Linked DNA regions of Mus musculus: all the other regions are linked to region 3. A link is a loop called in an ENCODE intact Hi-C map of the cell type or tissue named here. Cell type or tissue: left cerebral cortex. All regions are shown on one strand.

The links. Hi-C counts contacts between places; a loop is a spot of excess contacts. Peaks named below come from ENCODE experiments on the same cell type or tissue, not always from the same donor. Only the 100,000 strongest peaks of a DNase experiment are listed, where the experiment ranks them.
Region 1: it touches region 3 in a loop (2.7-fold over the local background); 17 of 42 quality-filtered maps call a loop at or near these places.
Region 2: it touches region 3 in a loop (6-fold over the local background); 31 of 42 quality-filtered maps call a loop at or near these places.
Region 4: a loop joins it to region 3, with 2.2 times the contacts of the local background. A loop is called at or near these places in 17 of 42 quality-filtered maps.
Region 5: it touches region 3 in a loop (7-fold over the local background); 19 of 42 quality-filtered maps call a loop at or near these places.
Region 6: a loop joins it to region 3, with 4 times the contacts of the local background. A loop is called at or near these places in 2 of 42 quality-filtered maps.

The regions. Positions count from the first base shown.
Region 1 is chr11:31,371,035-31,376,034 of GRCm38, reverse strand. No RefSeq gene overlaps it. Among named protein-coding and RNA genes, the nearest start is that of Stc2, 3.5 kb to the right of the region's middle. In left cerebral cortex, a CTCF peak has its summit at 2,344 (motif pointing right); DNase peaks (open chromatin) are centred at 2,372 and 2,942; H3K4me3 peaks cover 768 bases.
Region 2 is chr11:31,613,095-31,618,094 of GRCm38, reverse strand. Gm35063 (a long non-coding RNA gene) reads right to left here and starts at 291. Exons shown (of 3, transcript XR_381134.2): 1 at 104-291. In left cerebral cortex, a CTCF peak has its summit at 2,758 (motif pointing right); DNase peaks (open chromatin) are centred at 664, 2,767 and 3,643.
Region 3 is chr11:31,246,140-31,251,139 of GRCm38, reverse strand. No RefSeq gene overlaps it. Among named protein-coding and RNA genes, the nearest start is that of Gm40822, 79 kb to the right of the region's middle. In left cerebral cortex, a CTCF peak has its summit at 2,455 (motif pointing left); a DNase peak (open chromatin) is centred at 2,464; H3K27ac peaks cover 206 bases.
Region 4 is chr11:31,360,268-31,365,267 of GRCm38, reverse strand. It overlaps Stc2 (stanniocalcin 2), which reads left to right. Exons shown (of 4, transcript NM_011491.3): 4 at 4,740-5,000. Among named protein-coding and RNA genes, the nearest start is that of Stc2, 7.3 kb to the left of the region's middle. In left cerebral cortex, no CTCF peak of the experiment used is centred here; a DNase peak (open chromatin) is centred at 2,781.
Region 5 is chr11:31,635,222-31,640,221 of GRCm38, reverse strand. No RefSeq gene overlaps it. Among named protein-coding and RNA genes, the nearest start is that of Gm35063, 20 kb to the right of the region's middle. In left cerebral cortex, a CTCF peak has its summit at 2,009 (motif pointing right); a DNase peak (open chromatin) is centred at 2,024.
Region 6 is chr11:30,674,332-30,679,331 of GRCm38, reverse strand. No RefSeq gene overlaps it. Among named protein-coding and RNA genes, the nearest start is that of Acyp2, 27 kb to the right of the region's middle. In left cerebral cortex, CTCF peaks have their summits at 3,076 and 4,886; a DNase peak (open chromatin) is centred at 3,046.

The DNA of each region.
Region 1 (5,000 bases), 120 kb before region 3:
CATCACAGAAGATATAAAGAACACTGGCCTCCATTCTGTTAGGAAGATGGGACGTTCTAAGTTGGTGCTGTAAAATATTTTATGATAAAACTGTTCCTGTTGAATGGCTAACTGGATGAAAATATGGTGCTTGCTCCTTGTCTCTGCCTGCTCACAGAACCGTAAGGTGGATAGTGTCATCTAGGTTGGCATCCAGCTGGCTCATAGCCTAGGACTTGCTCACATGGCTCTTGGTGCCATCGTTATTCCCAGTGTGCAGTACTGCCATTTTTACATTGATCTCATTTGCATTGATCTCTAACAATTGTGCATCTCCCACTGTCAGTCTTCCTCTAGACCATTTTGTACATAGGATTAGAAATTCTACATTCATGGAAATCAAAAGAAATAAGTATGCCCCATAAACACTACCATTTACTCAGAAGTTAAATAAATAAATGCATGTCCAAGGGAGGAGGGGGGGAACAGTGGCCATTAGCTGAAGACTGCAAAGATGGTGTCATCGTCTGTCATACCTTCCTGAGAACAGAGGGGGCACTCTACATGACTCACCAACAGTTTCTTTCTCTCTGCATCATCCTTCCAGATCATTCCATCATCCCTCCTTGGCGTCCCACTTCAGAGATCATTACCATAATTGACAGTAATTGGTGAATAATGATTAAATAAACCCTAGGATGATAAAATGTAAAAGACATAAAAATTAAACCAAGATTCTATGACTTATGCATAGAATACATAGACTTGCCAAATGTCCTACCAAATAATTTTAAGATAGACTTTCACTCTATCCTTTCTTCTAATGTTGTCTTCAGAGGACTTCTAAAAATTGACAAGTCCTGAAGTAGCACTCTTTGTGAATAGAACTGCTGAGAGAGAGAGAGAGAAAGAGAGAGAGGGGGAGAGGGAAAGGGGGAGGGGGAGGGAGAAGGGGAGAGAGAGAGAAAGAGAGAGAGGGGGAGATGGAGAGGGGGAGGGGGAGGGAGAGGGAGGAAGAGGGAGAGGGAGAGGGGGAGGGAGAGGAAGAGGAGGAGGAAGAGGAGGGGGAAGGAAAAGAAGAAACATCTCAAAGGCTCCTGAAGGCATTATGAGGGTTAAATCCCATTAACCAATTTCATCATTTACCAAAGATTTCCAAAGTCAGGCTCATTTGGAAAACAAGCCCCACAAAAAACCTTTTCCTTCATCCATCAGAAATCCAGCATTTCTAAGCTCAAGTTTCAAAACCAGCAAGAAGGACACCACCTCCTCCCAGAACAAGTGTCCCTCTGGCCTCAGCTGTAAAGCCAGGCAGCCCCTTGTTTGGGATATATTTTTTTTTTCCTAAAGTTTGTCTTAGCACACGAGAAGAACGAAAAAGCTCCATCCCAAGGGAAACGGTGATGGTTTCTGGGTCCTGTTGGGGCTTTGTGATGAAACCCTAACACAGCTCAGTCCACAGAAGACACTTGATGGTTACTGTCTTCTCATGCTATCCCAGGAAACAAGTCTGCTGTAAGGGCTACAGTGTCCTTACAGGGACTTTACATGTTTCCTCTATATCATTTGTATCTCTGGCCAATCCAGTGATGGCTTGACTGCTAATAGTACTAATTGATGAGACAGAGGAAATGCCCAGCTCACAAGCAATTTGTTCCAGCACTCTGAAAGCTAGTTAGGGAGCTTAGAATGTATTCTCCTCATAGTATTGTTTAGGCTAGCCAAGAAGCTTTGGGCTCAAGCCATCCCCCTGTCTCCGACACCCAAGTAGCTGAGAATAAAGACATGCAGCACTATGCCCAGCTTTAAAAAAATATTGTAAGTGGTTGGTTTCCAGGCCAGACCCAAAAGCCTTCTTCAGTTGGATGTTGGAGAGCTGAGGTTTAAGGGGGGAAAAGAACAGAAAACATTTTGGAGATTTATTAGTAAGCAAAACCAAATGGGAAAGACTTCGTCACCTTTAATCCTGAAGCCTGGTCAATAAAGCAACCAATGAATGAGGACAAGGGGGAGAATCAGGACTTTTTAAGGGAGACTTCTGCTTATGAGAATTTGGAGAGCCTAATGTAGCAGTTTGACACTTTTTCCAGTTTTACCTCTAACCCCCACCCCTTTTTGTCTTGTTTTCCTTCTTACAAGTATGAAAAAGCAGAGTGCACAGAAGGCGATGGAGGGCAGAGGAAAGATGGAGAATAGAAATGTTTGAGAGAGATGTCCTTCTTTGTGCGCATGAAGTTAAATCATAGCCCTGTGAGAACTGGCTGACCAAGGCGAGCTGGTGTGAAGAAACCGAGCAGACCTTAGGGACGCCTAGTTAATGTTACAGGGCCTAGAAGTGAGTCCACTACTCGGTCAGACAGTACCCTTTCTGGCCATAAGGTGGTGCCATAAGCTCAGCCAGCCTGCCCCTATAGGCTGGGACATTTAGTGGGCGGAGCTCCCCAGTGTGAGCCATGTTCCTCTCTCAGGCTCTGGAACCCTTTAGAAGCCTGGACTAGAGACATGTGTCAACTTATAATCCCTGCCTCAGCAAGCTAGAATGAGCCTGTCTGCTAGACCCCCACCTACTCACATCGGAGCAAGGATACCTTCTGTCCTTCTAGATACTACAACCCACAAAGTTCAACCTATTCCTTTCCACTAACTAGATTCATCTTGTTCCAAAATGTACCCATCCACCCCCAGCTTCCTCTAAGTACTAAGGAGAACCCAATCAAAGAGCATCTTTTGTCACATCTTTAGATACCTATCAAGATGATAGGTCTTCCACAGAGGGTGCAGATATGGCAGCGTGGCCCAGTCTTACCTCGTCTCCCTCTTTAGCACCAAACTAGACAGCCTCCTTCTCAACACAAAACTCACAGTGTCCCTCCTCTTTTCTTGTGTTTTGTCTCCATGGAAACATTCTTCCCCTTGCATCCACTTGGCAATACTCTCCTCTAGCTTTCAACCCAAGCACTTCACTCTTGGACTTGAGTGAGGGCAACTGGTAAAGGGAAAGCAGGGGTCCCGCCCCGCAAGTCTGGCTGTCACAGACAAACCAGTCCTGTCTCAGCAGTTATATGTCTCAAACTGAAGTAGGCCTGTCCACAGACACTGGAGCCCCAAGGGCAGCACTGGCTGGCCAGTTCTTGCTCCTCCAAGTCTTAGGGTGGATGTTAGGGTTAGAGAGATACCAATTTTTCAACCTTGCAATGTGTTTGATGCCTGTGCTTAAGTGCTAGCTTTGTAAGCGTCCTCTATTGTCCCCAGCCCATTCCACTCAACTGCCAAACCCAGCCCGAGGGAGATAAAGGAGTCTGCAGAGAAGAGGGAAATTACAACAAAGACACCAGTGTGATCCATGCCCCACAACATTTGCTCTGGGCCTTTAGAGGATTACTCAGGAAACCTCCCAGTCTGTCTGCAGCCCTGTTGAAATGGACTGGGAGAACATCTTTGTCTGCATGCTTTGGCATTGGCCAGAGATGAAACTTCAAGAACGGATACCCATGTGTGCTTATACCACGCATCTAGCTACTATGTGTTCTTTCCAAAGCAGCAGTAGGTTCAGGGGGAACCATGAAATTCCTTTGAAATGTGAAGTTAAAGCCTCAAGATGATTTTTTTTTTCAAACCATGCAGATCCTCTGAGGGCAGGTGCAGGGCCTCTCTACAATGGAACAAAGTGGGTGGTTTCCCTCTGCTGCCTGAATCTCCAGATTCTGTTTCTCTGATATTTTTGTTCCATGAAAGAGGCCACAGAGAGGTTACCTAGCTCTAAAGTTAAGGCTGAGGGCCACTTGACTCTCCCAGGAAATTTTCGGCCTTAAAGGGTGGGGGCAGACCAAAATGCTGTTCGTTTGTGTGTTTTGTTTTGTTTTGAAGGATGTACAGGAGGGTCTTCATCTCCTAAACTAATAAAGGGAGCTAAATTGACTATTCAAGCAAGCAAGGATGGTCCATCATTATACCCAATATCCACCACTTTCCTCAAAAGATAAATGAGGAAGTCACTGCTATTATAGTGACGAATGGCCAGTTTCTTCCTACCATCGAAGACTAAGAGATTCAAACTGACCATTTCCTGGGGCCGAGAACTGTATGGTACTAAGACAGAAGCTCCAAGAAGTCCTGCCCATTGGAAAGCCCATTCCCAGGGCTCCTTCCTCCTTTCTGAAGCAGCAGTCACCCTGACCCCCAGCTTCTCATTTCCCTCGCTGGAGGGCAGCTGGCACCCAGAGAAGCTGAACAGCTGCGGAAAGACAACCTGCGCGCTCATTTCTATACCCCTCCCCCAGGTGTGTCACACGTAGGCGCAGAAGAGGCTGAGAGCGGGCCTCGCTTCGGAGGCCCAGGGTTGCAGTCGCCGCGGGCGGTGGGTGATGAAACCTCCCAGGCGCATTACTGCAGAATGCGCGGGCGAGCGGGAAGTCGGGCAAGGACGGGGGTTGAGAGTTGGTACCCAGGCTCACCTGTTCTCCAAGACTAGGGTGGGGACTGCGGGGGAGGGGCAAGGAGTGCCAATACCGGACGAGTGCCATGTGGCGCTAGGTGGCAACGCTCGCCTCTCCACCCTCCCCCAATCAAGCTGGCCCCCCGAATTACTCCTTCGGGTTTATGAGGCCAAGAGCAGCAGTTCCTGTCCCGGGCCCAGCGCGAGGGAGACGTGAGCGTGCACACGTACACACACAGCAGGGAGGAAAGACGCTCCCGGCAGCGCCCAACTTTCTCCCCGCTTCCTCCAGCAGCGGAGATTGCAGCTGAAGGCGATCTGATTCTCAGGGTGCTTAAGGAGGGGGCTCCAAGAAGAGGAGAAAAAAATAGAAGGTCCCAAGATTTGGGGGGTGGGGTGCTTTAATTTTACATCAGAGGACTGCAGAGTAGAACAAACAAACAAACAAACAAAACCCGTAAGTGGGCCGAGTGGCATTTGGAGAAAATTGAAGACTGTATTTGGAGACGCCTAAAGTTGCCTGTCAAGCTCTGGCCTCTTGGGCACGCGATGGTCTGTGGCCGCCTGACCCAAGGCTGCCTGGGCC
Region 2 (5,000 bases), 370 kb before region 3:
AGGGGAGAGGAGGCCTTGTCTGATAAAGTCTAGGTCTCCTGGGCTCATGAAGGACAGGTGATAAAGCCACAGGAAACCACAGTCGAAGGAGCATTAAACCCACATTATACCAAGCCTCACTCCTCAACTGGGCTACACAGCGGGCTGTGTCTGAGTGTTTCCCCTGATAGCTGGTGACTGGCTGCAGCCTGAAGCATTGCCAGAGAAGATTGTACTGAGGTGGCGATCTCAGGAGATCCCAGGAGAGAATCAAAATTCCAGGTTTGAGATATGGGTTCTATCAAAGACATACTACTGGTTTTACACCCTTGAAAAGTAAAATAAAGAAATACAATTTAACAAAACAACAACAACAAAAAAAACCAAAACAAAAACAAGAAAGAAAGAAAGGAAGAAAGAAAGAAAGAAAGAAGGAAAGGAAGGAAGAAAGAAAGAAAGAAGGAAAGAAGGGAAGGAAGGAAGGAAGAAAGAAGGAAAGAAAGAAGGAAAGAAAGGAAGAAAGGAAGAAAGGAAGAAAGAAAGAAAGAACAGAAGGAAGGAAGGAAGGAAGAAGGAAGGAAAGGAAGCTTTGCTGTGGGGAGCCAGCTGTGCCCTCACGTGGCTCAGCTAGGGCCTGGAGAGAGGAACCACCCCTCTCAGCACTCACCCCACATGGGCCCTGCGCCAGGTGCTTTGCGTAATCTAATTCCAAGCATAGCACAGAGCCCCAAGGCTTTCAATCCCACCTTATGGGTGAGGCAATCACAGCTTGGGAAGATTAAGGGACTTGGCTGAAGCCACTGGGAAGTCAGCAGAGGGCTTGAAATTGGAAGCCAGCTTGATCAAAGAGAATTTAGAGTCTCTTTGGAATCTGTTTCTAGGTGGACAAGTGACCTAGATGGGCCAAATGCAACTAGGCAACATTGACTAGATAGATTGGCCCAAGGGGACAGTAAGTAACCCTTGCTCTAGAAGGTCTAGGAAGATCTGGGTTGACAGGCCTGGGGTGGGGGAGGGCTTCTATCATTACCACCACCCCGGACCCCTTTTAGCTGTAAGTAGTGCCCTTGACTAAGTTTGATAGAGTAATCTTGCAGGATTCATCCAAGGACATAAAACCAAGGCCTTTCCTCTCTGAAAGCAGAGCTTGTTTAGACTTGTGTGAACTCGAGAGACTGGGGAGTAGGGACTGGCTATCAATCATCAAGAACATGTCAGGCAATCTTCATGAACCGCTGAGCTGATGCAAGGCCTTCTCTGCAGAATCCTGATTGATCTGGGGCCCCGGGGTTGGTCCAGTGTTTTGTTGGTTTGGTTCTCTGAGACCCTGGGGACAGAAGCCTTGGTTTCATGCAGGTTAGGCAAGCACAGCCTTAGCTCAACTTTATAGACCAGGGGACCAACTTCATAGAAGTTAGACAATTTGCCCTTCCTGGGGCAGAGCCAGAGACACTGGTCCTAGGAGCTACCCCCATACAGTGCTCTGTGCTTGTTGAGATCTGTCACGATTTAGTGGTGAAAGACTAATGTGGGGATTTTATCTCCCCAGCACTGTAGTCAGTGCTGACTCTCCAGGGATCTGGCCACTTTTCCATTACAGCCCCAAGTGCCAGTGTCACAGTCCTGAGGGCCACGCCCAGTGAGTCCCATTAGTAAGGCTGACATTGGCTTCTTCAAAGCCCACACACCAAGACAACCCGGCTCTGCTTTTGTGTGCATTTGTGTCTCCCCTGCACCCCCTTTTTTCTGTCTTGACCCATTCCAAGACCAGGAAATCCTCCCATACAGACATCTGTAGGCTGCTGCTGGGACCAAATTCCTCCTCTCTCATTCCGATGACGAACAGCGGGGGCCACCGTCTAGCAAGAATCTTCCATGAACCTAAGACCCACAACATAACTAGCCTTCTTCAGCTGACGTCATGGTTTTAGCTTCTCTTGGGATTATTCTCCATGCTTCCTTTGTTCCTGCGTCACCTGGTACGGAGCCAACTGCACAATACTCATTGCTCTGAAGGACAAGTAAGTGCCTTTATTCTCGTTGTCTTCAGAGTTCTCGGTGACAGCAACAGGGAAGAAACGGGGTAGCCTAGGAACCTCTCAGAAGCAACCTCAGAAAGGCCTGAGTTTGAATCCACCCCTTTTCTCCTATAAGGCGTGTGAATTCAGACAAGTTACAACAGCCTGCTAAGCTTTCTTTACTCCAAAGCAAAAGGAACGGCCTTCTTGTGAGGCATCATAAGAACAGCGCATGCGCGTGACCCCTGGTAGGTGCATCGAGCGACTGCTTTCGCTTTATCTTTGCCTGTCTTTACTCTCCACTGTAAAGTTATTCCTGAGAATTACACAGCGCATGGACGCTCTGCAGCTCCTTTCTGGCCCGTCTGCACTCTGAAGGATGAGCCTACTATCCTGGCTGTGTGTGACCAAGACAGCTCACACCTCCCATCGAGCAAGCTCTTCCTGGAGTATCGCACAGGGTGGCCAACTCTCAGCTGGGGGCGAGTGGGGGGAGGGTTAGGACTGGATCAGTTTCTTCTACACAGAGAATTTTTCAAAGACATTTCTGTCAATCAGTTGTCTTCATCTCCTCACACATATCCATGACTCCTGTCTCCAACACCAAGAACCCCAGTCCACTCCCTGCAAAATAATACCAACTAATGTTCATATAAAGATTTTTATTTTTTATTTTTAAAAACATACTGTATCTCTCGACTCTATGATGCTTTAGGTCTGGACATTTACTTATAACAGAGCTAGGCTGCAGTACCACTAATGCCCGAAAGGTGGCACCAGCTCACACACTTTGATAAGCTTTTTAGGACTTGAGATGGGTTTCAGGCTGTATAGAAGAAATTAGCTGCATACTTCTTGGCTCTGAGATGCTCAGGAATTTGTGAATAGCCTGTCAGAAGAAGGGAATTGCTGAGCGGACTGCCTTTCCCAAGGCTATAGTTGGCGAAGCACTCTTAAAGTTGATTTACAATGAGAAGTTCTTGAAAGATCCTGTTGTCCACGGTACAATTTAGCCTCCTTTGTCATTGCTGCCAGGCGGTAGTGAGTGAGTGTGCCCAGCTCTTCTTGGGTGACACATCAGGAAAAGCTTCAAGAGCAGTGAGACCCCAGAATGCAGTCGTTTTCTTTTTTAAAAAGAATTAAGAGGCAAGTTCATCTTCCTCCGAAAGAGGTAGACACAGAGCCTCAGAAAGCAGTCCTCAGCAGGGAGACAACTGCCTAAGCTGGATGGGCATTGCTCACCGTGGTGTCTAGGCAGGCAAACCCTACCTTCCTATAAATCCTCCTTTCACAGACAGAGCCTTTTGCATCAATTGTCAAGCAGGTCAGATCAAAAGGCTTTGGGTGGCGCTCACAAAACCACCTCGGCCAACACTGCGTCCACCCATGACTCTAGGTGAACTTCATCAGGAGCTTCTTAGCATCTGCAGCCAGATGAGATGCGGGGCTGCTGAGTTAGAGGATAGCTTTTGCCCGACATTAAGCACGGGCATCTTGAGGTTGCCATTCAGAACACAGTCTCTGCAGAAAACGAGAACTAGCTTGTGGATGACAGAAGCCAGAGATTCGTGTTCCCTTCCTGCCCACGCACACCTTCCCTCTTGCCTCTAGCTCCTAGCGAATTTGCCAGTGGTTTGGAGTGGAGAAGAAATCACATCAGGGGCTCTCAGAAGGAGGTACCAGTCTGTAGTTCTAGAGACTGCAGACACCATGAGAACCCTGGTGCTCTCTATTCACCGGGACATGCTGGGGATGATAGAAGGGCTTGGGCAGTCTGCTGAGACGAATGCACATGCTCTGAGATGAATGCGCATGCTCAAGTATTCTGTCATTCTTTCATCTCTCCGACTCTCATTTAGCCCCTGCCTGGCTTCTGTCCTGCCACGCTGGGCTCCCGGTAGATCACACACTCACACGGAACTACTTTGACAGTAGCAGCTTCAGGCAGCCACTTCATCCTCCTGTGACACTTGGCATTAGGAAGTCAGAGCTGCCTTCCTGCTGACCTTTACCTATGGAGACTCAAAGCCAGGACGTCACTTGACAGCTAGAGAATTGATTCCTTTAGAAGTCAGCACTGGGGTGACATGACAACCAGGCATTTGTTGCCATAGTGGGGTCTTTCTTGTGGGATTTGAGCAGAGCCCATGGTCCTTTCTGTGGCTTGGCTTTCTCACAGCACAGAGCATCAACGCCCCTGCCTTCCCAACATTTCCACACTGAGCTGCACTGTGCTGGTGTGGGACACTGTCGTGGGCGGTAGGGGTGGTTTACACTGCACATCTCAGTTTAAAGATCAGATATGTCTGCCTTCTCTTGTCCTTTCCAAATGATCTCCCAACACATGTGTGTGCAAAACATACACAGACAGACAGACAACACACAGACACATACATGCACAGACTCACACACACAGACATACATCTACATAGGCACACACACATTCACACACACACACATATACACATACATATACACACACATATACATACAGGCACACATATACACAAGCACACATACACACATACACACAAACAACACACAGACACACAGACACATGTATACACAATACACATATACACATACATAACACATATACACACATATACACACATACATACACACACAAACACACACCACACACACACACACACACACACACACACACACACACACACACACACACAGATACACAAATGGCCTCCTCATCTCCTCAGTGGCTAAGGATTTCCCCTTCATTTCCTCAATCCCCACATGACTGACTCTTTTTCTTTTCTTTTCTTTTTTCTTAAAATTAGATATTTTCTTTATTTACATTTGAAATGTTATCCCCTTTTCTAGTTTCTCCTCCAAAAATCCCCTATCTCCTCTCCCCTCCCCCTGGTCCCCAACCCACCCACTCCCATTCCTGGTCCTGGCATTCCCCTATACTGAGACATAGAGTCTTCACAGGACCAAGAGCCTCTCCTCCTATTGATGACCGACTAGGCCAACCTCTGCTAC
Region 3 (5,000 bases):
ATTGTGAATGGATTTTTTTTCTGGTTTCTTGGCATACTCACTACTGATATATATTATGTAATGTGTGTGTGTTTCAAATGTGTATATTGGTAACTTGATGGAAATCTGTATCAGATCTAAGAGAGTCTTAGTAGAATCATTTGGTATTTCAAAAATAACATCATGCAGTGGTGGTGGAGCACACCTTTAATCCGTGCATCCAGAAGGCAGTGTCAGTGAATCCCGATGAGTTTGAGGCCAGCCTCATCTACAGAGTGAGTTCCAGGATAGGCAGAGTTGAAGGGAGAAACCCTGCCTAAACTCCCTTTCCCGCCCCCCAAAAAAATCTATTTTTAAAACTAGCATCATACTACTTAAAAACAGAGATATATGTCTTTTTATTTGTATCCTTTTCATTTTTTCTATTGATGCACTGTCTAGATAATGTTTCAAGAACTATATTGGATAGGAGAAGAGTGGTCAGGCTTTTTTATTTCTGAGTTCAGCTTTAAACATTTCTTTTTCCCCTACTATTGGATATTTTATATATTTACATTTCATATGTTATCCCCTTTCCAGGTCTCCCCTCCGGAAACCCCTTATCCCATCCTCCATGCCCCTTCTATGAGGGTACTCTCTCACTCACCTACCTACCCATTCCCACCTTCCCTCCCGGGCATTCCACTACACTTCTTCCCACTGATGTCCAACAAGGCCATCCTCTGCCATATATGTGGCCTGAGCCATGGGTCCCTGAGCCATAGGACCCATCGGCCCCTCTTTGGTTGGTAGTCTAGGCTCTGGGAGCTCGGGGGAGGGGGGGTCTGGCCGGTTGACACTGGTGCTTCCCCCATGGGGCTATACATCCCTCAGCGCCTCAGTCCCTTCTCCAACTCCTCCATCAGGGATCCTGAGCTCAGATCAATGGTTAGCTGTGACCATCCACCTCTGTATTTGTCAGCAGAGCCTCTCAGAAGACAGCCATACCAGGCTCCAGTCAGCAAGCACTTTCCAGCATCTAAAATGGTGTCCAGGTTTTAGTTACTGTATATGGGATGAATCCCCATGTGGGACAGTCTCTGGATGGCCTTTTCTTCAAACTCTGCTCTATACTTTATCTCCATATTTTCCCCTGTGAGTATTTTGTTCTCCTTCTAAGAAGGACCAAAGAACCCACACTTTGGTCTTCCTTCTTCTTGAACTTTATGTGGTCTGTGAATTGTATCTGGGTTATTTCCCTAATTTCTTTCTCAGCCTGTTTATCCTTTGAATAGAGGAAGGCTACTGATTTGTTTGAGCAAATTGCTTGTCAGTTTTAGGAGTTCTCTTTTTGACCTCCTTTTGTTGTCTAATTTAAGCTGGTATTTTTAAATAGCTGTCTAAGCAATAAAGTTGAGTAAAACATTTATTCAGGTGTTTCAACATTATATTTTTGATAAAATATTAGTTGATATTCTAGTTCATTTTTATATATTGTATTTGCATTGTATACATTTTTGGCACTTATAATACTCAAAGCTCCATTAAACACATTATATTCATAGTGTATTTCATTTTTAGTAAGTCCACTACTTCTTCTGAAGTAAATGATATTTTTAAAATTTCTACTACAGTGATAAAAACAGAAGTCACAAGGGTTAAAGAACATGGGTACATTGCTACTAGTATCCTACCCCTATGTCAGGATTTCTAAATCCTAGAAGCTAGAGGCTCAAAGTAGCTCCTTTCCCTCAACTGCATAAATGCATCTTGTTGGAGAACTGTGACCACTGGGTTCATTTGAATAAGTTTCTTACAGAATTTTCAACTCTTAGAAAGAGCTTCATGTAAATAAAATTATTTGCATACCAAATAATACCATGCCTGTGATTTACCTTCAAATACAGTCAGAACAATTTTTGGAAACAGTTAAAATATTTGCTGTTGTTGGAGTTAGGTTATAGAGGAGACTTTGTTGTGCTTTTGTGTCCATTTAAAAATCCCTACAGTAAATCAAGACTATTCATAAACTCCATCTTGAAAGCATAGATGGTAAATCATTCAAATCAATGGTTTCTTCCAAAGCTGAGACCAGAGAAGCCCTGGAGGAACTCCAAAACTTCAAGTCCTACACCCGCAGACATCATGACTCCACTCTAACTCATGCCAGGTCCATAAATAGAACTCCTTATTCATATACACTTATTGTTTGTTTGTTTGTTTGTTTGCTTGTTTGTTTACATCTTTCCCATTGGAAAGACAATCCTGTGTGCTTAACATTCCGGTTTTATTCCCGAGATCTGTAAACGCAAGGACCTTCATGCTTGGCTCCTAGCACTGTCTTGTATGCTTCCTCTTACCTATTTCTATCAATTATCATCCAACTCTTACCTAGGTGATTCTGTTTAGATGACGATAACAATTGAGAATTTTACAAACCTTTTACATAACTCTTACCATATTTTCCCCAATGTGTTGTCATATCTTATCCTCAGAGTGCCCTCTGCTGGACACTCTTGTGATTACTACTTGTTCTTACATTTTCACATAAGACTGCATACACACTCCAAATTCCAGAGGGAACAGAGTGTCTACGGTTATAATCTTTCTTTTCTTAGTTTATAAAGTGGCCAGATTACAAGTATTTAAGTAGCAACAGTTACATTAAAAGAGGATGTTTTGCCTATGCTGAGGACTAAGAGCTTCTGACCCAATTTAAATGTCCTCGGTCAATCAATTCCCAATACCTCAAGGTTACATGGAGATGAGAGGTCTTTGATGTATAATTACGTGATACTCTTTCTAATGTTAATAAGTGACCTTATGAGGGGAATGAAATGTTCTGTTTCTTTCATTTTTTTTCTCTTTCTCTCTTTGTTTCTCTATACACCACCCATCCCCACCCCCACCCCATTATACCTCCTCTTTTTCTTTCAGGATACTTAAGAAAACAGCTGCTTACAACCAGGAAGTGTATCCTTGCCAGGCACTCAATGCAGCCTCCTACACAGGTAAAATTGACACCACAGCAAGGAACACTACACAGTAATAAAAGCCAAGAAAATATTCAAATATGAATTCAAAGAAATCTAAAAGCATTCTGCTGCACGAAATAAACTGAGACTCAACGTGTGATGTGCATAAAAATCCCAACGATGGAGTGCAGCTCATCAGTCAAAAGAGGTCATAGGTAACATGGATGTGAATTTACAGGAAGAGCAGAAGGACTTGGGAATGAGGGTGATGAAATTTCTTTATATTTGGACTATGCTACAATTGTGTACAGTTATGCTTGCTTTAAAATTCATGGGACAATGCAAAGAGAAAGGCTATTTTCTTGTCTACTTTTTAATTGGATATTTTAATTTTATTTATATTTCAAATATTATTCAATCCAGATCTCTCCTCTGCAAACCCCCTATCACATTCCCTCTTACCCTGCTTCTGTGAGGGTGCTCCCCTGTTGTGGGAATTTTTAAAAAGCAACCCACTCTATTGCCTGCAACCACCCACCTACCCATTCCCTCCTCACTGCCCTAGCATTCCTCTACACTGGGGCATCAAGCCTTCACAGGACCAAGGGCCTCCTCTCACACTGATAAGGCCCCTTCATCTCCTTCTGTCCTTCCCCTAACTCCTCCATTGAAGTCCCTGTGCTCAGTCCTGTGGTTGTCTGTAAGCATCAGCATCTTTAGTGGTCAGAATCTGGCAGCACCTCTCAGGAGACAGCTGTATCAGGCTGCATCAGCAAACACTTCTTGGCATCTGCAATAGTGTCCTAGTTTGGTGTCTGCATGTGGGATGGATGCGGGAGGGGGGAGGGAGGCATACCTAACCTCTGAATATAGCTTCAACAGGTTCTCCCTCTCCTTTGGGGGGTACTTCAGCTAATGTCATTCCCATGAGGTCCTGGGAGGCTCTTGCTTTCTCAGCACCTGTTCCCCATGCCCCATTGCTATACAACTCTGTTCATTTTCCCGACCCTCTGTACATGTCCTCCATCTCCTCCCATTCCTGATTCTTCCCCTCTTTTTCCCCTGGCCCTATTCTCTACATCCCAAGTTCCTCCTACCTTCTACTTACCTTGTTAATTTTGTTTGGATGTTAACCCTCTATTGGATGTAGGATTGGTAAAGATCTTTTCTCAAACTGTTGGTTGCCATTATGTCCTATTGACAGTGTCCTTTGCCTTACAGAAGTTTGCAATTTTATGAGGTTCCATTTGTTGATTCTTGATCTTAAAGCATAAGCCATTGGTGTTCTGTTCAGTAAATTTCCCCTGTGTCCTCGTGTTCCAGGCTCTTCCTCACTTTCTCTTCTATTAGATTCAGTGTATCTGGTTTTATGTGGAGGTCCTTGATCCACATGGACTTGAGCTTTGTACAAGGATATAAGAACGGATTGATTTACATTCTTCTACATGCTAACCACCATTTGAACTAGCCACTGTTTGTTGAAAATTCTGTCTCCCCCCCCCCATTGGATGGTTTTAGCTCCTTTGTCAAAGATCAAGTGACCATAGGTGTGTGGGTTCATTTCTGGGTTTACAATTCTATTCCATTGACCTACCTGTTTGTTGCTGTAGCAGTACCATGCAGTTTTAAATCATGATTGCTCTGTAGTACAGCTTGAGGTCAGCGATGGTGATTCCCCCAGAAGTTTTTTTATTGTTGAGAATAGTTTTCACTATCCTGGGTTTTTTGTTATTCCAAAAGAATTAGCCAATGGCTCTTTTTAACTCTATGAAGAATTGACTTGTAATTTTGATGGAGATTGCATTGAATCTGTAGATAGCTTTCAGCAAGATAGCTATTTTTACTATATTAACCCTGCCAATCCATGAGCATAGGAGATCTTTCATCTTCTGAGGTCCTCTTCCATTTCTTTCTTCAGAGACTAGAAGTACTTGACATACAGATCTTTCACTTGTTTAGTTTGAGTGACACCAAGATATTTAATATTGGTTGTAACTATTGTGAAGGGTGTTGCTTCCCTAATTTCTCTGTCAGCCTGTTTATCCTTTAAGTATAGGAAGGTTAATC
Region 4 (5,000 bases), 110 kb before region 3:
CTGGAAGTATGTTCAAGGATGCTATTTCTGGAAGTAAACTACCTCCTGGTAGATACAGTTGGGGGAATGCTCCAGAAAGCTAGAAAGCCCCCCAGAAGATCATCAGATTTGAAATTCCCACAAACAGAAACAGATGATTATTTTCCACTCTGCCCCTAGCCAAGTCCCAACTGGTTGCTGTGTGGTCCAAGTAGCTCATGGGTGTCAGTATAGACAGCTGGTACCTGGTTTTGTTTGCTAGATGCTTTGCCAAGGATGTTACCCAGCCCTCACAACAACTCTTTATATCCCCAATTCACAGATGAGAAAACTGAGCCTGCTGAGGTGAATGACACACAGGGAAAAGCAAAGCTAGGGTCTGGCGTCCAGGCAGTGTGGCTACAACATTTACACTCTTAAATGTTCCAATTTGATCCGCAGCCTTTTCGTCTTTCAGAGACTCCCCTTCCCCTTCTCTACTTCTGAAGAAAGCACAAAACAAACATCAGAAACATGCATGCTAAATTGGATTTTAAAAGTCACAATTCAGTGATAAAGCCAAAAACTCTCATTCTTTGAAACTTGCCCCAACTGTAGGATCCTGGATTTTGCAGGGCATTAGAGCAGACTACACCATTGTTTCTAACATGAAATCTGGCCTATAGGCCCCAAAGACAGATACAGATCAAAAGGGAAGCCACCATTGAGCAGACCAGTGCCAGTCACTGCCCCCTCTGTAGCAATGCCTGTCTTTCCAAAGTGACTCATTGGGCCAAATCAGCACAACTTTAGGGACAACCTCCCAGTTATGTCACCAACATATTCCCTGCCTTCACCACACTAATGCCTAGGTTCTATCAGAAGCCCCCTCCTATCTGCCCACTTTATATGGTCGTTAGAAGATTGCAACACCTTGCTTGGTACAATATTGAATTATTCATGGTGAAATTCTGCAAACTGCTCTTTTCAAAAGAAAAATATCTTGCATGGTTTTAGAACCCCATTTAACACTTTACAACATATTTTTATTTTCCCGAATATTTACAAAGCAATGATGTAATAGCAGCAGCAATTGTAATTGTCTTGGATTTCTCTTTGGTGTGCCAGGACCTTGTCTATGGGATATCCCATGGATTACCACGTTTGTCTTTCCAAACTAACTACAAGATTGAAGGTAGCATCTCCATTCCATAGAGAAGGCTGGTGACACTAAGAGCTTGTTTCTTACTTGTGAGATTTGATTCCTACCTTGAAGCCTGGGGAATGGAAATGCAGTCTTCTCTGGCTATGCACTGGGGATGGACGCTTCAAGGCCCTCCCTGACATCAACATCCATGGATGAGAAAGCCTTAGCTATACCAGTGACGTATTTGCATATGACTTAGCATCCTCCCATCTACTCTGGATGAGTGATAATACCTAAAGACAACACAATTGCTGCAAGATGTTAGTCTACAGTGCTTGGGAAATAGTGTCAAGAAAAAAGTCTGCTTCAGCACAGAGCCAAGCAGTCTCTGGAAACAGTGCTCTGGGGTTGGCTAGTTGAATCCACAAGCACTGTATGACTGAAACTGCATCTGAAGAGTAAGTCGGGATGCCTTCTGCCCCGCTCTTCCTTAGCCTGTTCTTGTTAGACCTGATAAGGCTTCTTGGGTCTTCATATGTGACCAGAGCATCTTCCTTTTTTTAATTGCTCCATCATCGTCACCAGAGGGTTAGGGTCTTTTACTTCAAGGTGCTCTTGAAAGAAGTGCATGTTTACAGCCAAGGAACCTCTGAAGGCTCTGTGACTGATTTAAGATGGCTTCTTGACCTTGTGAGTGGGAGGCTGGGCACCTGGTAAACATCTCTGGTAGAGTCCTGGAGTGTGTGAAATGTTGATATCCTCTTAAAAAGGGAAGTCTTTGGGATAGCTTGGAATTTTCAGGTTTGGGGAACACACACCCCACCCTAGAATTTACAAAGGGCTGAAGCACTGTGCTGTTCTAGTGTCTGTGTTCTAGTGTCTGTGTTGTTCTCGTGTCTCTCCCAGAGAAGCATGGCCTCCAGACTCTTTGTTCAAAGGGTCCTGCATGCCATTTAGAATAAGCAATGGTAGCTAACACTGGCCTGCTCTGGAGATGCAGGTGACCCACACCCTGAGGAGAGGCATGGATGTCTTAAGAACACTGCCAGGAGACCACGTGCAGGGCCTACTCCTGCTAAGCCAGTCCTTCTGGGCAGTGGATTGGGCCAAACTCCAGCTACATTCCCTTGAAACCCTCCATTCCCTGTTGCAATGCATCTCTGCAGTGCCTCAACTTCAAGCTGAATTGCCTGAACTTTCCCAAGTTTTCAACCAGTTTAACTGGCTAAAGGACACTTTGAGCCCTAAAATACCAAGAAAGTCATCTCTGAGTGTGTGGCAAGAGTCATGAACACTAGAATGTGAGCCAACTTTGCTTTTTCACGCTAAAGAGGAGGAAGTCGGTTGCTGCAGAATCCAAACCATTCCATCCTCTCTTGGGCTCATGTTGGGAGCAGGTTACAGCAGCAGTGGCCAGTCTGCTGCAAGCTGCCCCTGTCAGTGTGCCTATCTACCCCACTTTTTCCTTATGGTCTGCCTCCTCCTAGCTGTGACCATCTCCCTTGGTCTCTGCACACCCTGTCACCAGGTACTGGCAGCCACCAAGGGTTTGGAGCCTCAGGCACATCCCCCTCCTTCAGCCTTGTTGACACTCAGTTGAGTGCTGGATTTTGTCATCAGACAGGCTCAGCCTGCAGCATGAGAAGGCACCTTGCCAACCCAAAGCACGGTTTAAATTAACTTACTTGGCCACACACACCCTCCCCACAGGGCTCAGCTTCCTCCCTGAGAGAGAAGACAGAGCAAGCCCAAGAGTGGAGGACTAGTCAGTCCTGCCTTGGAGGCCAGTGTCTGCCTTGAAGGTCCGGGATCCAATGGTAGATACACGTGATGGGAAAGGCACCAGAGACAACTGTATTCCCAGGAGAGTTTCATTTAAGAAGCATAAAGGGGAGAGTCAGTTCAGATTCTGATAGAGTCAGCAAGTGAGTGAACATCTTCTTCCATTTTGTAGACAGACTCAGTAGACTTGAGCTTCATAAAATAGTGTTTGCTTCCAAAAGGTGGAAGGATATGAGCAATCTCAGCATCCCTTTCTGGGTACCTTCCTCCTCAAAGGGCTCAATGAGACAGGGTGAAACTATCCTTTACCACTGGCAGAGGCCTGCTGGAGAGAGCCTCAGGACCTAGCCCACCAGCTGGGCACAAACTGAAGCCTAAGGAGTAATGTAGTCTTCAAAACAGCCAGCTCCAGAATGCTCCTTTGGGCTGTTCTCAGGCCAGGAAGTATGCCCAAGTGTTCCCAGAGGGAACTTTCCTTTCACACTCTTTCTGGCTCTTACATCCTCAAAGTAAGGACAACTCAATCCTATTTGAGGAGCAACTAGCAAATGGCAGTGACTATAGCACACATAACAGACACTGCTTTTTCTACAGAGCAACAGTTGCCAACTTGCAGGGGAAGTTTACACACACTCTAGGGTAGCCATCCAAGAGTCAAGTCAAGTCTCAAGGAGGAAAGAACCCTTGCTCCTTATAAATGGCTGCACATCCCATGGTGACTTCCCTATCGGGGGAGCGGGAGGGGGGGTAGCTGTATGTCCTAGGCAGATATGTCCAGGACGTATACTGGCTAGAGACTGCTTAATTCTAGTTAGCCACACAGAGTCACACAAAGCATCCCACATTCTTTCTGGAGTCCAAAGAGGCCAGTGAGAGTTAAGAAAACCTCAGTGGATAGGTCCTGAGAACTCGCTGATGGAGACATATTCTACCAAGAAAGCCTATAAATATAAAGAGTGCGCACACTTCCTCTGCCCCCTGGAGCGAAGTCCTCCACCTGTTTGGCTAAAGAAGAACTCAGGCTGTCTGTCATTGGCTTCAGTGCAGGTGGAGAGCACATCTCTGAGCCCCCCACAGACCTTGTTTGCCTCACAGAGCTGTTTTCCTTCTGGACACAGGCACCCTGACAGCCAGCCCACACACCAGTGAAAGGGGAGTCCTGGCTGACTGAGGGCTATGGACCACATGTTAACTCCCTGCTACCTGCAAAGGGAGATGACACCACAGGGACCTGTCATCCATCCCCAGCACATCTCAGTCCTTCGCAGACTCCCTAGACAGGCATACCCAGCAGCTTTCCAGAAAGCCCTCCATTGTAAGCATAAGCCCGGAGCACACAGGCAGGGAAAGTGGCATTGGGAGTGCCTCACTGACAATACCTATGAAGGGCAAGGTACCTCTGGGGTCTCCTGAAGGCTGCTCAAGAGCTCCTTAGTCCAACACTTGCTGAATTTTTCACTGAACTCACACACACACACATGAATTTGATATTGAAGGACCTCCACCACTTACTAAAACTCACCAGTTTCTGCAGCTTGGATGTGCCCAAGGTATGGTCTCTGTTCACACAGCTCGTCTGCCTGGAATTGCTACCTTAAATTAATGTGCTAGCCCTTGGCTTTCCTTCTGTGTATCCACACACTGTCAATGGCCCCTTTTCCTAGGGCTCTACACCCATCTGAGGAGCAAGAACCTGCCTTACTACCCTCAGTTGCCTGCTATGGAACCAAGGCCACAAAGATCACCCAAATTAAACAGTGTCTCCCTCTTTCTTGACCTAGTCCCAACTCCCCAGGGCTCCTTTAGGTCATACTCCATTCTTAACTCTTTCTGCTTCGGCTCTCATCTCTAGGCCCTATGTGGACCTTGTGAACCTGCTGCTGACCTGCGGGGAAGATGTGAAGGAGGCAGTCACCCGCAGCGTCCAGGCTCAGTGTGAACAGAGCTGGGGAGGCCTCTGCTCCATCCTGAGTTTCTGCACCTCCAATATACAGAGACCTCCCACGGCAGCCCCAGAGCATCAGCCCCTGGCAGACAGGGCTCAGCTCTCCAGGCCTCACCACCGGGACACAGACCATCACCTAACAGCCAACAGAGGTGCCAAGGGTGAGCG
Region 5 (5,000 bases), 390 kb before region 3:
AGCCAGTCCCAATTAAATGTTTTCCTTTATACGAGTTGCCTTGGTCATGGTGTCTCTTCACAGCAATAAAACTTAGACAGGTACACTTAGCTCTGTATGCTTTGTCCTGTTCCTGACCAGTGCCCTAGCCTGAGGAGTCTCTGAGGGCAGCATCAGCAACTTCCTCTTTGTGTCTTCAGGGCTGAGAAGCAGACCCAGATCTTATGGTTCTCACCAAGGACAATAGAGGCTTGTTTTGGTTTCCTGCCAGGGAGCTTGAACCCATGAAGCCTGGAGACAGTTCACACCTCCCCATGGAGGTTATTTCCTTTAGAGTCGTCCCTGGCAGGGTTGGTGAAAGACTTGCACTGGAGAGCATTGAAGGCCTATGGCCAGGTAGAAAATGCGGAGGGAGCTGAGAGGTGGCCTTCTCAGGGATACACTGTCTAAAAGCTGTTTCTGAGCAAAGAGGAAAGACCCTGGCATTTTGGCATCCTGCAGGACAGATCTGCCACCAGCCAATGAACAAAACCAAAAGCTCATGAGCTGCTGTGGTTGGACCTTGATACAGTCCAGGAGTTAGAAATGTCATCTACAATTCCACAGTGCTGGGAGGTGATTAGGTCCCCGGGCTGTGCCTTCATCTCAGGAGTGGATTAGAAAAAGCATCCATAATGCCACAGTGCTGGGGTCGGGGCTTATAAGGAGACAAAGTCCCCAGGCTGTGCCATTAGAATGGCTTCAGGGCTTTACTTCAGACCTGGGTTCATTATCTTAAGAGAGTTGGGTTATTATAAAAGCAGGTTTGTGAGACTGGGATTTAGCTTTGTGGTAAAGCAAGACCCTGGGGATGGTGTTCGGCAATGTTTTAGTCATTTGCTTTTTTATTGCTATGAAGAGACACTGTGATGAAGGCAACTTATTTAAAAAAACAATTTCACTGGGGGCTTGCTTACATTTTCAGATGATGAGTCCATGACCATCATGGTGGGGAGCATGGAGGCGGCAGGCAGGCAGGCAGGCAGGCAGGCAGGCATGGTGCTGGAGCAGTAGCTGAGAGCTTACATATTGAGACAACCATCACAAGGCAGATGGAGGGAGAAAGAGGGGGGAGGAGGAATGGAAGGGTAAGGGAGAGGGAGAGAAAGATGGAAACAGCAGCGACTTTTGAAACCTCCAAGCCCATCCCTTAGTGACACTCCATCTCCAACAAGGCTACACCTCCCAATCCTTCCCAAACAGTGCCACCAACTTGAGATCAAACAGTCAAATTTGAGCCCATGGGGTTCATTCTCATGAAAAAAACCACCAGAAGCACATTAATTAATTAATTAATTGTGAATAATAAAATATAGATTTGGCCTGCTCATTCATATTCAGTCTCATTTGGTCTCACATTCCCTCTCTCCTCTCTCCTTCCCCCTCCTCCATCTAGAGGGAAAGAGCGTGGGAATGATAAAGCAATTGTGAAGACTATTAGTGTTTTTGTTTGTTTGTTTGTTTATTTGGTTGGTTGGTTCAGTTTCTCATGACAGAGTTTCTCTGTATAGCCATGGCTGTCCTGGAACTCTCTTTGTAGACCAGGCTGGCCTTGAACTCAGCAATCTGCCTGTCTCTGCCTCCCACATGCTGGGATTAAAGGCATGCACCACCACTGTCCCACTGTATTAGTGGTTTTAAAAGCGGATGTATAAGAGACACTTCTCTTCTGCTAATTCCCACTGAGCTTGAAGTAATGTCAGAATAAAGAATTTTGAGAAACCCTCTTCTTTGCTGGTTGAATCACATTGGGTAGAATGTAAATACAACTTAAGTCACAGGATGTTTAATGGTCATTAGTTGGTCTACATATGATCATGATTATTGTACTTACAGTTATTGATATTGTTGCAATTCTGAGTAGTTCTTTAGCTTCAGGGTAGGGTGCACCCGTTTAATTCTCAGCCTCCCCAACTCTGGATGCCACTCTGGGCTGCTCTGGGCCCCGCAGGGAGCTCTTGAGTTCTCCCAGAGGCTTTCCACAGTGTGCCTCTTTGTCCACAAGAGGGCGCGCGCAGCCCCTGCAGTCAACAGTGCCCAGGCTCCAGCCACTGAGTGCACCAGAGAAAACATGCTAACCCAGGTGACCATAATCTGGGTCTTTGGACTCAAATCAGTTGTCTGCCACACCCCTCCCCCCTTTCTCCTGTGTAGCTGTCTCGAGGCTGGGACTGGTATGTACAAAATCTAGTAATTGTGCTGTGAAAGTCCCTTGTATGCCGGCCCACACGGAAGGTGGTGGTTGGGGGGGCGGGGTCCCTAGATGAGGCTCTGAGCAGTTACTAGCCAGATTTACTTCACAGTGTCTTCTGTGCAGCCTTCCAGGGGCTCAAAAGTAACGTGAATAGTTTGCAATAGAGATTTCCTTAAAATTGGGAGGACTCATACACAATCCAGATTTGTGTATATTTTGGGGAAATGAACTTTTAAAAAAGACTTGCTTTGTAGGCATCCAGCGTTCCCATTACGATCTACAGTGCAGCTGAATTCTCCCAACCTGCCAACCAGTCAGTTCCGGTAACCACAGTTTCTGGTCAACCAATGTTTTAAAGAAAAGGCCATGAACATTCTAGCTTGTTTTAATGAGCTGTCACCAGCCACATCTACACTAAACACTGACACTGGGTGAGGAAAGACCCTTGAGTTTAAGCTGGGCTGTGTGGTCCTGACCTGTCACTCAGGATTTCTGTGTTTTCTTCTCCATGTTTGTAAAGCAGGGGTATCAATGTGAGGGTGCCCTCGAATGCACACAAAAGTCACAGATCAAGGTTGCTACCCGGTCTCTTATTCCCAGGGCCTAGGCTGCATCCTGAGATGAGAGTGCATATTTTGTTTGTTTTGCTTTTTTTTTTTTTCTTTTTTCTTTGAGACCAGGTCTCAGACTTGCTATGCTGTGTTCAAATTCTCCATCCTTCTGTTTCAGCCTGTGGAGCACGGGGGTTATGAGAATGTGTGTTTTCAACAAGTGCACAGGTAGTGGTTGACCTGGCCAGGGGCAGGGTGTGAGTGTGTGTATGTGCGTGTGTGTGTGTGTGTGATATGAGGCTTTGAAAATGGCTGATCTGCATTTATACGCAAATCTACCATCCCAAAATCTGCCCTACTTGCCTCTTTCTGAAAGCACTCTTGTCAAGAATTGCTCTGGGAGGCATTTGGAACAGTACGCAGTAAGTAAGGCTTCTTGTGAATTCAGTTAATAGTAAAATAGAGAGCAATCAAGAAAACCTAAGCATCAGAAGTAAAGCGGTTGGGGGAAAAGGGGCCTTGGGTCTCTGGCTCAGGAGCCGTCTGGAGCCAGCTCACTTTGGCCCTCTCTAAAAGCCTACAGAGGCTGTGTGAGCAAGTGGTTCCATTTTTTCTTGTTTTCAAGTCACCCAGACTGGTCTTGAACTAACTGTGTAGCTGAGGATGACCTGATCCTCCAAAGCACTGAATTTACAAGGATGTGCTGCCTCACTCAGCCTAGGAAATAGTCCTCGGAATTCAGGTGGTCCAGCCATGTGGTAAGAGCCAATCCCCAGCCCCAGGTCTGTCTCCCTCTGGGGGTGCTGGGTTTTTCCACTCCACTTTCCCCAGGAGCTAGTGCTTGTCCAGTCTTTGATCTAGAAGCAGTCTTGTCTTGTTTTCTAAGAAAGGCCTGAGCCCACAGTGATCCAACAGCAGAAGGCAGGGCATGTGACAGATGTCACAGAAGGAGAGGCAGACAAGTCCTAAGGAGGGAAGTAGAGAAGGGCACAGGACCATAGAAGAGTCTTGGGGTTGAGGAGTGGGGGCGAAAGGGGATAGGACATCTGGGGGAGTCAGGGGTATTTCCAGAAGGCAGGGGAGGGGCAAGGGAGGTTGGTCCTGGTGTGGGGCAGGTGACCCACGACTAGATCCATAGTGGAGTCTGGCCCTGAATCGCCAGGATTAGCAGAGGAAAATGCTCTAAGAACAATCAGCACACATTATCCCCAAGTATAAACGCACTACGATTGTTACGGGCCTGATCCTAGATCCCCAGAGGCTCAGGGCCATTCCCAGGCACTGTTGCATGATGAGGTATAGCCAAATGGCTAGGGATAGCTGCTCCTCACAGGATGTGAGGACAAAACTGGGGTGTCACAGATTACACAGAGGTCCTCCACAGTGTGAGGCAAATCTTGGACCTGAAAGAGACAAAGGCTGCTATTGGCTGGATCTCATTGGCACAGGGGCAAGTTCCCACCAGAGCACAAGGTGTCTGAGGACTGAATTAAAACCTGGCCTTCCTGATACTTAGGAGGGAGCATCTGTCAAAAGCAAGCCCTTAAGGCTTAGGGCTTAGTGCTTGTTGGCTTGCTTTGAACCTATAAGAAGACTGAGTTTCCCGTTGAAAGACTACATTTCCCAGCTTCCCTTGCAGACTATGGAAGTTGTTTCAGGTCATCTCATTTGGCCACCCATACTATGCAGGTGTGAGAATAAACATGGTCCAGCCTGAGGTCAGCCCAAGCCTCTCTCTCTCTTTGTCCTCTGTCTCTCTATGGCTGACTTTCAATAATCTAACAGGGACTCCTGTTCCTCAGCTCTTTCTTTACTGCTGCCCTAGTCTGGCATTTACAAGGCCAGAGCTGCCAGGGGGAAATGGTGGTGTGTTTAGGACACACTCAGAGACAGCCCTTGAAGCTGCACTTTGGGTGCTGGGCTAAGGCTGCTGGGTGGGGAAGGGCTGTGTCTGTCAGCTGTCAAGTCAGGGTTGATTTGCAGGGGGTGAAAAGAATGATTTGAAGTTGATTCTGGTGCTGGATGCTCGGTCTGTTAATTCGCCGGAGGCTGTTGAATCAAACACCTCGAATGAATGAGCTACACGGCATGAATTTTCGGGCATAAAGAAGCTCTTAAAAGAGCTACGTAGTTGTGGTCCACGGTGACTGCCGCTACTACTTAACACCGAGGGCTGGAAGGAGTTCCCACGTCATGAGGAATCCTAGCATCTTTCCAAAAGGTGCCCGGAGGCACAC
Region 6 (5,000 bases), 570 kb after region 3:
GGGCTGGCAGGCAGAACACCTAGAGATAGGCCAGTCTTGCAGATGAGGTCTGAAGGCAGTTAACTACAGAATTTAGTCTTGCTTAGGAAAGTTTGGACTTCTTTTTCTTTGTTCAAATTACATTTACCTGGATTGGGGAAATGGCTCAGCAGATAAGAGTGTTTGCTGCTCTTCCAGAGGATGTTATTAATGCCCTTCTTAAAATCTTCCACTGCCATCATTAGATATGATTTTAAATCCGAGTCTTGCTTTTTAGGTGTGTTGGGGTATCCAGGACTCACTGTGGTGGGTCTACTGGGTTCTGATGACGCCCAGTGTTCTTGGTTTCTGTTAGTAAGATTCTTACATTTGCCTTTTGCCATCTGGTAATCTCTGGTGTTAATGTTCTAGCTGTCTCTGGCTGGAGCTTGTTTCTCCTGTGATTCTGTTAGCCTGTCAGCACTCCTGGGAGTCCAACTCTCACCTGAGTCCCAGTGGTCAGAGCACTCTCTGCAGGCAAGCTATCCTCTTACAGGGCAGGTGTCCAGAAGTCTGGAGCTCTGATCCACCTCCTGAGTCCTGGGGTCAGAGCCCTTCCTGTAGGCCAACTCTCCTCTGGCAAGGAAGGTGCCCAGGGGTCTGGGTCTCAGTTCTGCCTCCTGGCTGAGGATGAAGACCCGAAGTAACCATTCCCAAGAAGCTCTGTTGCTTCTGCTGCCCATGTGCTCTCCTGTGTAGACTGGTTTCAGTGATTCCCAAGATCCTGGGTGTGCTCAAGTGCCCTGCAGCATGGAGAGTCCTCTGGGGATCTTGGGGCCCTCAGCTGAGATTGCACCCAAGATGGCGCGGGGGTGGCACCAACTAGAACCAACCCCAGCCACTGGTTGGGCAGGTGTCCTTTGTCTGTGTTCCTGCTAGCACAAGATCCTCTGGGTGTTTTGGAACTGATGTTGTGTTCCACTTAGCAGTGATCTCAAGGTCCCGGGTGTGCTAGGGTGCCTGCAGCGTGGAAAGTCCTCTGGGGACCTTGAGACCCTCTGCTGAGATCACGCCCAAGATGGTGTGGGGGCTGGCTTTAACATTTCATATTAAGCATTCTATAGTGCTCAGAGTAAATAGGTTCTATCTTAAAAATCAGACATTTGAAAACAAATTAAACTTTTTTCTTGTGTAATTAGCAATCATACGTGTTGGATTGGAGAGGAGAGGAGAAGAACAGTGATTGGGGGAATGAGGGAATGATGCAGACTCTTGAAACCTCAAAGTCCACCCCAGTGATATATCTTCTCCAACAAGACTACATCTCCTAATCCTTCCCAACAGTTCACCTATTAGGACTAAGAATACAAATATTTCATCCTATGAGGGCCATTATTATTCAATTCACCACAGATGATGTGTTCTATGATAGTCATTTCTGTAGTAATTCTAAATCTAAATTGTCTAAAGTTGACAATCAAGATTAAACACATTAGTAAAACATATGAATTTTAAAATAGAAATAAATTTTCAGTATTTCTATTTAGTGTCAGAATACTTAGTCTATACACATGTTTAATCAAGTTTTAAGCTTGATTTTTCTGCATTTTCATAGCTTTTCATATTTTTAAATTTGTTACTTTGCAGCCTAAATCTACTGCAAATTGATACTAACAAACTTATAGTAGTTGAGTTATGGGTCTTAAAGGCAAAACTCAAGTTCATAGGTAGGATGATGAGCCTAATGTGCTGGTTTGAATAAGAATGGCCCTCATGGGCTCCTTTATTTATTTGAATGCTTGGTCATTGGAAAATGGTAGTACTCAGCAGGGGTTAGGAGATGTGGCCTTGGTGGAGTAGGTTTGTCACTGACAAACTACTGGGTTTTGGGATTTTAAATGCTCAAGTCAGGCCCCGTTTCTCTTTCCTTCCTGCTACTAGAACTCCTAGCTCATTCTCTAGCACCATATCTGTCTGTGTCCTGCAGATAATATACTAAACCTCTGAAACTGTAAGAACCCTTCAATTAAATGCTTCCCTTTATCAGAGTTGCTACAATCATGGTCTCTTCACAGCAACAGAACACGGACTAAGACAGCTATAGAATGAAGGAAATTCCTGAGTGATCAAGAGACTTCATGTTCCATTGTCATAAGAACAATTACCCATGTCTTCCCAGCACAGAATCTGTTATTGTTAGAAGCATACATAAGTGTTAGTATTTGTCAGCTTGCTCATAGTGTCTCTGCTAAAGGCTGTACATTAAGGATGTGATAAACTACAGCCATAGCAGGCCTTGTGAAGCTTGCATGTTGTCTGGTTTTCCCATTCTGCTAGAACTTTCAAGATCACAGACCTCTTTCTATGTTAAATTTCATCTTATTGGTGACTTAGAAAGAGTCTAATTCCCACTTTTGATCTAGACTGTCAGACTGAGACAAACCCCAGTGGGTTAGTACATTCAAGGTAAGTCAAGTCTTAGTTTATTGAGAACAGCCATTGTTGGAGTGATCACTGATAAATAAAGTGATAGGAAAAAATCTAAGAGAATAGAGAATCTAAGAGGGTAGAAAAAGCTCAAACATAAAGTATGGAGAACTCTGGACAAACATGTGACAAGAGGATGACCTTTTATCAAGAAGCTAATACCAGGCTTCATTATCCTAGAGTCCTGCTGGTGACTCTAGCCTGTGCCACTGCAAATGTCCAGTCTGAACATTATATCTTCATGGCTTCCTAGATGTTGGGAACAGAAATACCTTTAAAATAGAACTTAAATTCTACCCTCTAGACAAAAAGCAGACCAGATGAACAAGGGTCCCCTGTTCTCAAAATACAAGAAAAGTTTACCTAGTTAGGCCCATCTTCCTAAGGATTTCATATAAATCTTAGTATGCAGTCTATCTCTTACTTACAAATAAGGCAGAACTGATTCTTGTCTTGTGGCTCATTGAAAGTACAACTAACAGTCATTATCACTGAAGAAAGAAGTCTAAGTGTTTTCAACCTAGGATTACTCACTGGGAAATGAATAGTCTGTGTGAGTCAGCCACATTTTGCTGAGGTCTTGCTGTGTTCATCCATATCTTGTCTTGCACTGCCCTCTTCCTGCTGTTCAGAAAAGGGCCTTGAAGACTGGATGCTTTAGGAATTTCCCCATTGGGGAAATGTCAACTCCAGAGTAGATTATGCTATAGAGATTAGGTCTGAGAGAAAATTGCAGAGTTTGATTCACTCCTATTACATGGGTTCTGGAAGACCAAACTCAGGCGGTCAAGCTTGGGCAGCAAGCACTCTCTGCAAATTCTTTTCTCTTTTCTGTTTTGAATCTTTTGATTAGGACATGTCACTCTCTTGAATTTATCTCCTTTAATTTTTCAATATTGGCCACCAAACCCAAGCCCTTGTATATCTCCAGTGCATTCTTATTTTAAATGACTCTAAGTATTTAGATTCCAATTCTATATCTTCTATTGTGTTTTGTACCTTGTCATCACTGAAAGAACACATGGCCTCACAAGGTCCCATGCTGTATAGCTGCACTCGAGGCACAGCCAATGGCCCCAGAGTGAGTGAAAGTGATACGAACTCATGTCTGCCGCCCAAGCCTGCTGTAGGGCAATGCCTCGGACCACACCCACAGCCCCAGATAACCAAGCCATAGTATGTGTGTGTGTGTGTGTGGGGGGGCATGAGTGAAAAAAAAAAAAGCCATGAAGTAATTTGTGGCACGCTCTAGTTGTAATTGGCTGAATTTAGCTTAAAAAATGCATTCTGGTACTGCAAAATCACTTAACTGAGCCCTTGATTGCAGAATATGTACCTGTACTAGGGTCCCACCCTGATAGTTTTTCTCTGTGCTTAACAGAGGCAGGCAGATCTCTAAATTCTTTTGCAATGTTAAAATAAATGTGCTTGCTATCTCCTAAGAATTAAGAGGCTGGGGCCCTGGGATACTGATTGGAATAATCAAAAGGGAACCTGAGGTAATGACTGGACTGATGTGTAAATAAAAACTGGGCTTTCAATCTGCAAGAGATGAGCTATCTAGAGAATTTTTAGAATAGCACAAGAGAACTTCCTGGAGAACTCTATGAGCAGAACGTAGAGCAGTCTGGAAAACTATCTCAAGCAAAACATAGGCTGCCAGCTAGGACCTACAATCTGACTTTGAGTTGTTTGTTTCACTGCTCTCAAACACCCCTTCTCTCAGGACCCCTCTCCAAGCCAAGGCAGGTCCTTGACATTTGCCTGCATGTATGTCTGTGTAAGGGTGTCAGTCCTAGAATGAGAGCTGGGTATGAATCCCAGGTCTGCTGGAAGAGTAGCTGCAAGGAATGCGTGGCCCCAGGAGCCACTTTTCCCAGTGCTTCAAAGCTGCCTGGGGTGCTCTGGTTCCCTGCTGCACTTACCACGCGGTCCTCATGTAACCAAGCCTAGAGCGTGTGTGAGTGAATATGATAAGGTAGAAGCTCAATGAAGTAATGTGTGAATGCCTTAGTTATGATTGGCTAAAATTGGTTAAATAACTTCCAGTCTGGGACGGCAACTTACTCATTCCTGGAGTCCAACAGAAATGTCAACCTGCTTAGAGACGAATCCACCTGGTCGCCCGCTGCCAAATGAGACAAGCCCACATCTCTCAGACCCAGCTCCAGCTCCAGCTCCAGCAGAACCCATAAAGCAACAGAAGACTTCTCCAGCGCCTGCCATCAAACCAGGCTACGATATAGGGTAGACCGGAGGTTAGTGAAGCATATATGTATGTGTGTGTAAACAAGTACAGCCCCATTTTACCATTTACTTGTTTATTGCTACTTATGAATAAATAAGCTGTTATAACCTAACCTCTGAGTTTGAGACTTCCTTCTTGCCTCTGTCATCAATCCCAATTCACAACAGTTTTGCAACTGTAGCCAATGCTCTTAACCACTGGGAGCGCTCTTCAGCCCCTGAAGGATTGATTTTTATTTTAGATGATGTATTTACATGAGTGTGGGTTTGTGCATGTGGACATGATGCTATTACCTTGTAGGTCAGAA